Linked DNA regions of Homo sapiens: region 1 is linked to region 2. A link is a contact called in ENCODE Hi-C or POLR2A ChIA-PET data. All regions are on one chromosome and are shown on one strand. Each heading gives the region's core, a stretch centred on a gene start or an enhancer-like site at or near the end of the contact. The rest is flanking DNA. Distances are from core to core; before and after follow the strand shown. Region 1 holds the start of KCNIP1 (potassium voltage-gated channel interacting protein 1). Region 2 has its middle 38 kb from the start of KCNIP1.

Region 1 (6,851 bases), core at 397-2,896, 37 kb after region 2:
CTGTGGCCCTGAGGGGACAGCTCATGGGTTGGCATTAGGGGAAGCAGCTCTCAAGGGGCCTGTATCCTGGGGATTCAACTCTGTGCCTATGTGGCATTGAGCCTGTGTGAATGTGGTGACTGTCATGCTGTTTTGCTGTGTGTGCGTCTGCATGCCTGTGTGTTTGTGTGTCTCTCCACCTTCGTGGGGGGCAACTGTAGGTGTATTATGAGCCTTGGGTCTGTCTGTGTGTACAATAGCAATGTCTGTGCGGACTTAAGGACCTGCGCCCATATGTTTGTGGGACTTTCTGGGCATGCATGCTTGTTTATGAGGCCATACATCCGGGTATTCTGTGAACTGCTAGCATGGTGTGTATCTGTGTGGCAGACAGAAAATGGCTGGGTGGGATTGTAGGGGGCAGCTTGGGCAAAGGATCCTCAGTGTCAATCAAAATGGGTCTCAGTGGGAACCCAAGCAGCTCAGACTTGGGGGAGGGGAAGCTCTTCCTCCACCTTCCAGGGAGCAAACCTTGCAATTCAACACCACAAGGCTTTGAGTCCACAGGCAGGGACGCAAACTTTGCCCATTGGGTGAGACGCCACTCACAGAAGGGAAATGGCTTCCTAAATCTAATCATTGCCCCTTCAAGCACTAACAACCCGTGCCCAGGAGCTGATGGCTAATGAATTATTGAGCTGGAAAGGGAGAAGAGGTAGAACCAAGGAGGAAAGAAACAGAAAAATGAGAGAGCAGGCCGGGTGGGGTGGCTCTCGCCTGTAATCTCAGCACTTTGGGAGGCCAAGGCGGGTGGATCACCTGAGGTCAGGAGTTCAAGCCCAGCCAGCCCAACATGGCGAAACCCCGTCTCTATTAAAAAATACAAAAAAATTTAGCTGGGCCTAGTGGTGGGCGCCTGTAATCCCAGCTACTCCGGAGGCTGAGGCAGGAGAATCGCTTGAATCTGGGAGGCAGAGGTTGCAGTGAGCAGAGATCGCACCACTGCACTCCAGCCTGGGCAACAGAGCGAGACTCCGTCTCAAAAAAAAAAAAAAAAGAAAAAGAAAAATGAGAGTGTAAGGGCCCAGAGGGGCTGAGGGCTCCTTTCTCCTCCCCAACTCCCTGTCACTAGAAGGTGGGCCCTGCCATAGGAGGATTCTGCAGAACCCTCAAGGACCCGCGGAGCAGGACGGCACCTTCTTCCCATGACCACCCATTTGGATGTGTTTTTCACCCCTTTCTGGGTGGGGCAGACTTTCCCCCTCCCCATGAGTTCAGGCAGTGGGTTAAATAAGATTTCCCTTGAAGTCGAATGAAATCACAATGCACCACACACAGGGACACACACACACACACACGCACGCACGCACATCACACACACACACACACACACACACACACACACACACACATACACACACACAGTCTCCCTGGGGCCAATCTACTGCCCCCTGAACCTCACCCATCAGCCAGGTGCCTGGCCCCGGGTCTGTCTCTTAGGGTTACATGCTCCCGGGGCTCCCGCACATACCCCGGCAGATGAGGGTGCGCAGGGGTGAGGGCGCAGGGCTGGGCGTCCCCCGCCCCCACCGTGCAGCCCTCGCCCCCGCCCCGCCCCTCCGTAGTTGCCCGCCCGCCGCCCCCTCCGCCGCCCCCTCCGCCGCTCCGACTCTCGCCCCGAGCGCTGGCAGCAGGCAGCAGGCAGCAGGCGGGCGCGCTGTGGCTCCGCGCCGCGCGGTCCGGGCTCTGTTCATTCATGATTGGTACTCGGCCCTCCGAGACCCAGCCCGAGCGCAGGGAGGGGAGCCGAGTGTGCGGCAGGAGGGGCGGGCGGACGGCGGCTCCCGCACCGCACGCGGCGCTGGCTCGGCAGCCTCGGCCGGGCGGCCGCTCTGGCCCCGTGTCCAGTGCCAGGCAGGCTTCAGGGCACCGTCCTCGGCCCTGGGCGAGGGAACCGCCGGGCCGGGTCCTCGCGCGGGGAAGCGGTTCCGAAGGCTCGCGGGGAGCGGCTAGCCCTGAGTCCCTGCATGTGCGGGGCTGAAGAAGGAAGCCAGAAGCCTCCTAGCCTCGCCTCCACGCTTGCTGAATACCAAGCTGCAGGCGAGCTGCCGGGCGCTTTTCTCTCCTCCAATTCAGAGTAGACAAACCACGGGGATTTCTTTCCAGGGTAGGGGAGGGGCCGGGCCCGGGGTCCCAACTCGCACTCAAGTCTTCGCTGCCATGGGGGCCGTCATGGGCACCTTCTCATCTCTGCAAACCAAACAAAGGCGACCCTCGAAAGGTAAGCCACCTTCTTCCTTTTGTTCCCCTGTCTGGGCTTGGGGGTGCTAGGCGCCGAGGTGGGCTGTGCCACCTGCCTCCCTTAGTCCGGACTCTCCTCTCCACGAGGAGCCCGGACAGGTGCTTGTATCCAAAGGAGAGAGAAATCGGCGGGAGGGCTGGTGTGAACACCCAGAGGAGGGAGCCGGAGTGGACGTCTGCCCCAGCGGCAACTGGACCCCTCTGGGGCACCAGGTGTCGGGACTCTCCTCCTGGGGAAATCTCTGAGAGCCGAAGGAAGCGGCATGTTCACAGGTGGGGGTGACCGGATTCTCTGGTGGAAGTGTGGTGAAGCTCTTCCCATTCCCATGACAGCTGGCGTTTGAGCACTCAGTGAGGGTGCTGCCACACTCCCACACTCCTCCTAGGCGGCTATGCCAGGTGCAGACCTGCGAGTCCCTTCATCAGGAAGAGTGCTCTGTCTGCACCCCCAAAACCTCTGCAAGCCAAAAGGAATCAGCTGCTGCCAGGGGTAAAACTCCCAGGCCTCATGTCCTGGTGGCTCCGGGAGTCAGGAGGAGCAACCGTGAAGGGCTGGCTGCGAGCTGAGCTTACATCAAGGATTAAAAAGCATAATATCGTGGAGTCTCTTCTGCCTGGACGCTGTTCCTTCACCACCTGTCCCCAGCCGAGGCATGGCTGATCTCACCATCCGTGGGAGAGTCCTCAAATGGGTCCAGGTGAAGTTGGAACCAGTGTGTTGGGCCCTGGAGGACAATGCAGGTCTCCTTACCAGCAGTTCAAAAGTTAGTGGTTGGAATAAAGAGACTGGAAGCAGTTAGGAAACGGGAAATGATGGGTTTTGTTTTGTTTAATGTTCAAATGTCACTACGAGTGGTAAGATTTTAAGCAGCTTGACACTTAAACATTCAAATTCTACCATCAGAGCCCCCATCCTGGATACAGGTGGGAGTTAAGCTCCTACCCTACAGGCCTGATAGTGAGTAGAAGTGTAATGGGGTAAGGGACCCCAAGTGAACAATAAGTCTCCTCTTAGAACTTGGTTGGTCTCACCCTGTTTAGAACCACAGAGATCTCCATAAGTAAGCTGTCCTTGAAACCCCCTGGAAGAAGGGGTCCCAGCTTCTGGCCCAGCTCCCAGGGGCATCAGGCTGGCTGAGCCCCGAGGAAAGAGATCTCTGGGTGCAGATCTTAGGTGCTGAAGCTGGGTTGGCATTTACATCCTAGAACATAGGAAGAGGCTTTGGCCCATTTGTCCAGCTGAGTTACATGTCCTGCTGGCAAGGAAGGGACTGGTTGTCCTGTTACCAGTCCTGACCAGAACAGGTCTGCAAAGCTCAGCCCAAGGCCTTGACATTCTAAGCCTCACCTCTCACAGATCCTGGGATGCTGCTTGACTGGGGACAATTTTCAGCGCCAAATATAGGTCTTCTCCCTCATCATCTGTCTGACCACCATGCGGTCTCAGAGGCCAGGGGACTGTGGGGACAGGAAAGTCAGGGGCTTGTTTTTAAATATTTTCAATGCCTGTGGCTCTCCTGGGAGCTGGGTGTCACAGAAAGATCTCAAGCCCTAGAGTCAAGTGGAGTCTGGGTGTGAATCCCAGCTCCATCACTCCCTGCCTCTGGGACCTTAGGAAAGTCCCCCGCACCTCCCTAAGCCTCAGTTTTTCATCCATGAAATTCGTATGCTACTTCCCGGAGGGAAGGGTATGTAGGAAGTAGAGGAAGGGAAGACTCTGCCTCATATACTGTGTTGGCTGCAGCCACCAGGGACCCAGAGGAAGTTGTTGTAAGGATGTGAGAATCAAATGAATGATGAATAGGGAGCTCCGTGCATAGGGCTGGGAAAAGAGTAAGAGCTCAGACATTGCTGTCTACCATTTCCTTCTCCTGCCCCAAACATCCAGGAATTCACCCTGGATGAATTCCTGCAGGATTCCCAGAGTACAAAGGTCTTTGCTTCTGTCTCCTCGGATTCTAAGAAACAGAAGAGGGGGTACTGGCATTCAGTGTGTCCCTACTGTGTGCTTGCCATAATGCTCGGTGTTTTATCAACAACTCTCATTTAACCCTCACAACAATGTTCGTTTGAGGCTCATAGCAGGTTCGGGGCCAATGGGTGGACTCCCAAGACAAGCTATCGAAGCACTGGGCACTCAGCCCTTCCTGCACAAAGCCCACTGGCGTGAGTTGTCCAGGGGTCCAGCTGCATATGTTCCCCCAGGTATTTGCCCCCGAAGCACAGTCATCTCACTGCCTTGCATAGTGGAATGCTAATCAGCAGAAGACCCTTCTATGGGAGGCAGCTTGGAAACCTGGAGGAAGCCCTGGCTGAGGAGGCTAGTGGTCAGGGAGCCTATCCTGGCCAGGTCACTTTTCCCCACTGGGGCCTCGGTTTCTTCTTTGTAAAGGGAGAAACTTACATTAGGCATTTCCTCAGGTTCCATTTGGTTCTCAAATTCTAATATTTTTATGGTTGATGCTCTCACCAGAGCTGCTGCTATGATCTCAGAGACGTGAGGCTCAGATCTAATTAGAAGCAACCGGAAGAGAGCAGTTGGGATTTTTCAACTCAGGAATCAGTCTCCCTGCTGGGTTCAAATTCAGGCTCTGCCACTTACTAGCTGTATGACTAAGCCTTGTTTTCCTCAACTATAAAACAGAGATAGTAGTAGTTACCATCTTAAAATAGCTGTTGTGTTGTGTGGATTTCAAGGATCATGCAAGTCAAGCATTTAGCACAGTCTCTGCTACATAAGTGGTCAGCAAATTTGAGGTACTATTCAATTTATGGCTCTATTGTTTGGGGCTTCCAAATGTCCAGAGTAAGGCCATTTTCGAAGTAGGCAGTACATCTGAGAGCCTTAACAGCTCATTTCTGGAAACCTTATCCAGCCCTATCCAGATAACTAGGACCAAAAACCCCAGCACACAGATGCTCGTCCCTTGCTTCAACCCTCACTGACCTCTACTCTGTGGCTTGTCCTGAAAACATCAAAGCCTGCTCAATTAAAATCCTGAATGCCTTGATAATACAATTTAGAAACATACATAGTTTTTAAATAGGGCAAAAACTCTGCATGATTAGTGCTGCAAGAAGATATCCAGCCCAACCTGGGTGTTCAGGGAGCGCTCTCTAAAGGCAACAGAAATCTAAAGTAATTTAAGAGCCATGCCACTGAATAAAAATATTCAGGTTCATTTCCTGTCCTTCTCTCTGTTTGGGATCTTTGTGTGTCTTTAATTAAAAGTAGGAGAGCCCTGCTTTTGGGATTCAGCCTCTGCATCCCAGTCCCAGATAGAATTTCTGACTCTAGCAGTTTTGCATGTGCATGACACACCAAGGACACTGCTCCTGGCCTTGAATGGGTAAGTGAGACAGGCTAGGGCATTGAGGAGAACCAGAGGAGGACCATACAGGTGCAGCTGCTGGGCTTGTCAGCGGGGCAGGAGAATTTAGGGACAACATCACTAGACCAAGGCCATCTCAACAGAGAATTGCCTAGAAGCAAATAATCCCACACTACAGGGGTGGCTGGGTTAGAAATCCTCCATGACCGAGTGCAAGCATGCAGAACTTTCTGAAAGGGCTGAGCTTCGGATCTCCAGAATAGTCATAGCATAGGTGAGCTATGACTCAACCCCATGGCTATCAGATGCTTTTTCTAAGGCCACACGGTGAGTTAATAGGGTACTGGTTAATATAGGGCCAAACATGGGAATGTTCCCGATAGTCCCATATTTGCTCCTAGATCAATGAGCACCTCAGGGAACTTATGGAAGCAGAGTGTACCTGATGAGACTGGGTTTAGGGTTTATTGGTCAGGGCAGCATTTTCAACCTAAAGATATGGGAGAGTGACAAGAGACAGACAGGCATAGAGAAGCAGTAGCCGTGTTGTCACATAGTCCTGAGCCCAAGGGGCAGGCCTTTGGCAAGTCATTTCACCTTGTAAATGCTAGTTTCTTTATCTGCAAAAGGAGAATCCTGATGTATAGAAATGTTTGTGCTTTGGTCTTTACCCATCTTTGCATCTTTGCCTGTCCCTTTAATTCTATAATGCTCTCCCACCCCACCCCTTGCTGCCTTGTCTAATAGTTAAAATTCCACCGACATTCCAAGACCTCACTCAGCAATTTCCATATTCAGGAAGCCTTCTCCAAGCCCCAGAGAGAAGTGATTTCTCCCATCTGAATTCCCATATTCTTTTAAGGTGTACATTTTCTTATGACTCACAATCGCGCTTGGAATTAGACAATCAACGGAGGTGTTAACCCCCTTTCCCCACCACCAGAGGTCAGGGTTCTTGGGGGTAGGAGCTCGTCTAACTCATCCTTCACAACTCTCTGCTTGGTTCTGTGCACATAGTAGGTACTTAATAAAAATTTTCCTAGAGTAAACTATAAATAATGGAATGGTTGGCCACTCTCCATTATTTGCTAGAATTGCAGACCCTGCAGGAAAAGTTAGCTTCCCACCGGAATTTCAGTTACCAGCCCTCTGCCAGGAATGAATTCTGTTGTTCGGTCTGCTGGCTTTGAATTGACTTTGTCCATGAAATGTACCGAATCTGTTTACCATTTAGCAGGA
Region 2 (6,333 bases), core at 2,829-5,328:
CTCATGTAACAAAACATCACCTGTTCCCCAATAACCTATGAAAATAAAAAAAATAAAAATAAAATTTTAAAACTACCAAATAACAAAGAAATTGAATTTGTCATTTTAAAACTTCCCACAAAGAACAGCTTAAGCCCAGACAGCTTCACTGGTGAATTATACAGAATATTTAAATTAAAGAATTAATGTCAATTCTTCACAAAGTCTTCTAAAATGTAGAAGAAGAGGGGACATTTTCCATTTCATTTTGTGAGGCCAGTATTATCCCATTACCAAACCATACAAAGCCACTACAAAGAAAACTACAGACCAATACTGCTTATGAATATAAACATAAAAATCCTCAACAAAATACTAGTAAACTGAATCCAGCAGTCTGTTAAAAAGACTAACACCATGACCAAATAGGATTTATCAAAGGAATGCAAAGTTGGTTTAACATTTGAAAATTAATTAATATAATACATAATTCAATAGAAAAGAGAAAAAAACACATGATCATCTTATTAGACACAGAAAAATCATTTAACAAAATCCAAACTGACGTCATGATAAAAACACTCAACAAACTAGAAATAGAGTGGAACTTTCTCAATGTGATAAAGGACATCTACCAAAAATCCACAGCTAATATGATAAATAATGGTAAAAGACTGAATGTTTTTCCTCTAAGATCAGGAAAAATACAAGGATGTCTGCTCTCAGCACTTTTATTAAATATTGTACTGGAAGTTCTAGCCAGAACAATTAGGCAAGGAAATGAAATAAAATGAACTCAAATTGGAAAGGAAGAAATAAAACTATTTCCGGATGATACCACCTTATATAGAGACAATCCTAAATAATCCATTATTAGAATTATCAGAACTAATTAACAAGATCAGCAAGGTTACAGGATATAAAATTAAAATTCCTATACACTAGTAATGAATAATCCAAAAATAAAATTCAAAAAACAATCCCACTTACAATAGCATCAAGAAAATAAAATCCTTATGAATAAATTTAACAGAAGTCTAAAACTTATATATACTCTAAACACGACAAAATATCATTGAAATAAATTAAAGATGGAAATAAATGCAAAGACATCCATGTTCATGATCAGAAGACTTATATTGTTAAGATGGCAATACTTAATATTATAAAGTGATTTACAAATTGATTTATAGGTTCAAAGTGATTCGATGCAATCTCTGTCAAAGTTTCATAGCATTTTTTGCAGTTATTTATACTGCAAAGTGATTTACAGATTTAATGCAACCCGTGTCAAAATCCCATGGCCATTTTTGCAGAAATGGAAAAGCTATTGCTGGAATTCATATGGATTGCAAGTGACCCCAAATAGCCAAAACAATCCTGATAAAGAACAAAGCTAGACAAAGTCCATCTTGCACTTCCTGATTTCGAATCTTACTTCAAAGCTATGGCAGTGAAAACATTGAACTGAGTACGGTAATATTTATCATCTCAAAACCTCACAACAATGCAGTCAAGTGGAACCACTGTCTCAGTATTTCAGATGCAGAGCCCAGGCTCAAAGAAATATGGGGAATTGCTTGAGGTCAGAGAGCTGGGTAACCACAAATGCGGGTCCACATTCAGATCTGCCCTAAGTATAAAGACATTGCATCCTCTCAGCCACTACCTACACCACTCTTGAGTTTCTTCGACACAGGACCTGTGAACAGACAGCCCAAGACGCTTGGGAATCATGGAATTCTAACCCCCAAAGCCTGGCTTAGGGACCTCATCCAGCGACCAGACAGGGCGTGTTGTGCCTCATCCACATTTCTGAAAGTGTCCACTCAGTGGACAGCCTGCTTTCTAGTCTCTGCCCTACTGGCTTGAGTGTGGATGCCCAGACGGTTAGGAGGCAAGCTCCAGAGCTCCCATATGATCACTTCCACTGTCACCTGTGTGCCACAAGTGCTCTCTGTACACATGCTCCACCTGTTCTGATGATCTTTCAGTCTTTCAACTTCCAAGCCATGTGAGGGATCCTTCAGGAACATGAGCACTGGGACATGCTGGACGCTGGAGAGAGATGCAGACACCCAGAGCTGGCTGAGCTAACATGCTACAGTTTGTGAGGAGGAGACACAAAATTTCATACAGATGATAAAATTTTTCTGTACAACAAACCTTTGCTATAGATCCTACAATATATCCATTATTCTCACTAGAATGTGAACATGATTCTGCAAATTCCTAGGGAGAAAACCCAGCCTGCCCCTTATCAGAGGCTATAAACCACCTGTTTTTCTTTCCATCCTCCTTCCCTTGCTTCCCTCTCACACATCAGTCCTTTAGAGAAAACTGAGCTTTTCCAAGCTGTTATTGCTCAAAGAAATGTCTTCATCCAAGGGAACCAAGGGATGTGAAGGGCACTGGCCTCCGAAGCATTTGCCATTGTCAACTTTTATTGAGCACCTACTATGTACCAAGTACTGTGCTAGGTTCTGACGACACTGAAGAAACAAAAAAATAGATACTTCCTAATCTCAAGGGACAGTCCACTGGTGGAGTCAGACCTTCATCACGCACACACACAAACACAAAGAGAGAGACAGAAAGAGAGAGAGAGAGAGTGAGAGAGAAATACATGTATTCAGATACTGCTCTGAACCTTATCTGGGTCCGGAGGGCAGAGAAGGCTTCTTGAACTAGGACCTAAGAAATGGGAAGAAATTTGCTAGTTAAGCAGGTGTTGGGGGAAGGTCCTCAGAAGAACATTCTAGAACAAGTGCAAGGTCCCAAGAGGGAGGGAGATGGTCCATTCCTGCAACTGAAAGAAGACCAATGTTTCTGAACCACATGGAGCAGGAGGAAGCAGCAGGAGAATCCAACAGGGGGAGGGTCAGAAAGCCCATGTTTGTAACTAACCGGAACGATGAATGTGGTTTGGAAGACAAGTGAGAGGATGTGTACCACGGGCCAGATGTGGGAGACCAAGGAGGGGACTAGTGCATTTTTCCAGTAAAGAAATAATAGTGCTTGGGGCTAGGGAGGCTCAAATTGAGAAGAAGACAAGTGGGGAGGTTTAAGAGAGATTTCTAAATTAAAATGTACAGGGAATAGTGACAGATGATGCATGGGGTAGAGAGAGAGAAGGCAATGTCAAGAGTGACTCCCAAATCTGGCTTGCAAACAGAATGAACGGTGGTGTCATTCACTGAGAAAGGACACCCAAGAGGAGGATGTGATTAGCAGGGGAGAGAGCAGGAGTTCAAGCTGATATGTAGATCCACATTAATATGTCTAGTCAGAATGTGGATACGTAGGTTTGGGGCTTAGAAGAAAGGTCTGGGGTGAAGATCTAACCCTAGCAGTCATCTGCAAAGAGATGGTAATAAAATAAATACAATTTTTAAATGGATGGAATTTCCAGGGAAAAAGCAGAGGGTGAAATGAGTAAAGGATCTAGGGCCAAGGCTAAAAGAAATCCATTATTAGAAACAGAAAAGGTGTCTTAGTGCATTCAGGCTGCTATAACAAAGTACCATAGCCTGAGTGGCTTATAAACCACAGAAATTCATTTCTCACAGTTCTGGAGGCTGGGAAGTCTAGGATCAAGGTGCAAGTGAGAGTCTGCCTTCTGGCTCATAGATGCTGCCTTCTGGCTATGTTCTCACATGGTAGAGGATGTACGGAAGCTCTCTGCGACTTCATTTATGAGGACGCTAATCCCATTCATGAAGACTCCACCCTCATGACTTAATCACCTCCCCAAATCCCCACCTCCTAGTACCATCACCTTGAGGGTTAAGATTTCAGTATATGAACTTTAGGGGTCACAAGTATTCAGTCTATAGCAGGAGGAATAGCCAAGAAGGATGAATGAAAATCATACAAGGATGATTTCATGGAAGGCAAGGGAGTACAATGTCTCAAATAAACCAAGTCCTGAGTCAAACATTACTGAGAATGTGAGTGTAATAAAACCGAGACTCAAAAGTAGGCATTGGATGTGATGACATGACTATCACTGGTTACCTTAGGGAGAGAAGTTTTGGCGGAGTTGACAAGCACAGTCAGATGGAATGTGCTGGCGGATGGCAAAGATGGGGAAATGAAGATACCCAGTGTAGACAGCTTCTGAAAGCAGCTGGCCGTGAGTCAGAGGTAGACAGGAAAGTGACTAATACAGTGCAGAGGTCGACGTTTTTAGCTTTATTGTATTTAAGAGAGAGACCTGAGCACATTTAAAATGCTGATGTGACATTGTCCAAGCTGAGAGGAAACAATTAGATCTATATGAGAGAAAAGAATGATGAATATCAGGCAAGTATGGCAAAGACCACCATTACTTTTGCACCAACCCAATAAGAAAGTTGGAGGATCTTCACAAAACAAAGGTGGTTTTGGCCTGAGTGGGGAGGAGGAACAGCTTCTTTACTACCAGTGGAAAGAAGGAGAGGCTGGTGCAGGGGCAGGGAGGTAGCAGGGAGCAGAGGGAGGCCCCATCCACGCTCAGGTTCTTAGAATGAGGAAGATGACATTGGCAGGACCATAGGTGAGCATCTTCTAACCCAAGGAAGATTTAGAACTAAGTATAGGCTGGGCGCGGTGGCTCACGCCTGTAATCCCAGGGCTTCGAGAGGCCGAGGCGGGTGGATCACCTGAGGTCAGGAGTTAGAGACCAGCCTGATCAACATGGCAAAAACCCATCTCTACTAAAAATACAAAAATTAGCCAGGTGTGTTGGCGCCTGTCTGTAGTCCCAGCTACTCAGGAGGCTGAGGCAGGAGAATCGCTTGAACCCAGGAGGTGGAGGTTGCAGTGAGCTGAGATCACGCCATTGCACTCCAGCCTGGGCAACAAAGTCAGATTCCATCTCAAAAAAAAAAAAAAAAAAAAAAGGAAACTAAGTATAGAAGTATGGAATAGAACTATATTCTTTCTATTAAGATATTTGTGCTTTGAAATAAGCTATGTTTACACACTTGTAATGTTTAAGAATCTGTGGCCTTTCAGAGTCATATATGAACTTTTCCTTCTAATATAAAATGTTTAACGGAGCAATTGACTTTGACATCAGATTCTAAGTTGAAATCTTACTGTATTTAAATAAGATTTGGAACCTGTAAAAGAATTTAAGCCTTGCCGTCTTTAGAAGTTTAATGAATTAGATTTATAACAATTACTTAAATATCTGAGAAGGTTTGTTAGACAATTGAAGTACTTAAAAAGGAATTAAAATATATTAAGCCTATAAATGCAGTTTACAATGTTTAGAGCAATTTAATTAAAAACATTTGTAAATGAGACGAAACATTTCTCAAAGGTACTCTTAAATGTGATTGTTAAAATTTGCTAGACCTATAAATAAATAATAAGATTCGTAAGCTGAATTTCAAAGCTTATGGAGGAACTTGGGTCCATATGAATTTGTTACTTTAATAAATTGAATGTTAATTTTGAAAAACAAAGAAACCTTTCATCAATATTTTTGGCGCCTAAGAGCTGCTCTTGAGGGCATCTAATTAATAGTTTTTTTATTATTTAAAAAATATCATTAGGCCAGGTGCAGTGGCTCTCTCCTGTAATCTCAGCACTTTGGGAGGCCGAGGTGGGTGGATAGCTTGAGCCCAGGAGTTTGAGGCCAGCCTGGGCAACATGGAGAAACCTTATCTCTACTAAAAAAAAAACCACACAAAAATTAGCTGGATGTGGTGGCACACCGCTACTTAGGAGACTGAGATGGGAGGATCACCTGAGCCCAGGAGGTGGAGGGTGCAGTGAGCCGAGATCGCGCCCCTACCCTCCAGCCTGGAAGACACAGTGAGACCCTGTCTCAAACAAAATTTTTTTAATGGCTATAATGAAAAAAAAAAATCAACCAGTATGTAAGGAAAAAGCTGAAGCCCTTTGCCCCATTTCCCAGAGGTAACCATCATTACAAGTTCCTTGTGTTTCTGCCCAGAAATGTTATTTGCATAAGCATAGAATCTCTCCCCAGCCCCATTTTTAAACAAAGAGATATATTCTGCATCTAACATTCTGTACTGCTTTTGTGCTTAACAAGATAACTTGAGCCGGGTGTGGTGGTTCATGCCTGTAATCCTCAAGCTTTGGGAGCTGAGACAAGAGGATTCCTTGAGGCCAGAAGTTCAAGATCAGCCTGGGCAACATAGTGAGACCCGATCTGCAAAAAAACATGTAAAATTAGCTGAGCATGGTGGTGTACACCTGTAGTCCCAGCTATTTAGGAGGATGAAGCAGGAGGATCACTTGAGCCCAGGAATTCAAGGCTATAGTGAACCATGATCACGCCCTGCACTCCTGCCTGGGCAACAGAGGGAGACCCTGCCTCAAAACAAACAAACAAAC

Evidence for each region. Hi-C counts contacts between places; a loop is a spot of excess contacts on that map. ChIA-PET counts read pairs that join two places held with the same protein, here RNA polymerase II (POLR2A). Pooled maps may share reads with other maps.
Region 1: a loop to region 2 is called in a map of CD14-positive monocyte, with 2.3 times the contacts of the local background. The contact joins the promoter of KCNIP1 here to the enhancer-like site in region 2. A Hi-C loop is called at or near these places in 3 of 168 maps with a recorded cell type or tissue (CD14-positive monocyte, GM18951 and endothelial cell of umbilical vein) and 2 of 50 pooled maps. POLR2A ChIA-PET finds 5 or more read pairs at or near these places in 5 of 52 experiments (AG04450, HEK293, OCI-LY7 and 2 more).

What each region holds. Positions count from the first base shown.
Region 1 is chr5:170,502,374-170,509,224 of GRCh38, forward strand. KCNIP1 (potassium voltage-gated channel interacting protein 1) reads left to right here and starts at 1,647. Exons shown (of 8, transcript NM_014592.4): 1 at 1,647-2,260. The coding sequence starts at 2,200.
Region 2 is chr5:170,463,078-170,469,410 of GRCh38, forward strand. It overlaps a transcript of KCNIP1 not described here. Among named protein-coding and RNA genes, the nearest start is that of KCNIP1, 38 kb to the right of the region's middle. Within about 2 kb of position 4,079, at least 3 of the 41 ENCODE cell types and tissues checked have a DNase peak (open chromatin) inside an H3K27ac peak, as active enhancers do; they include CD14-positive monocyte and endothelial cell of umbilical vein, where a contact is called at or near this core.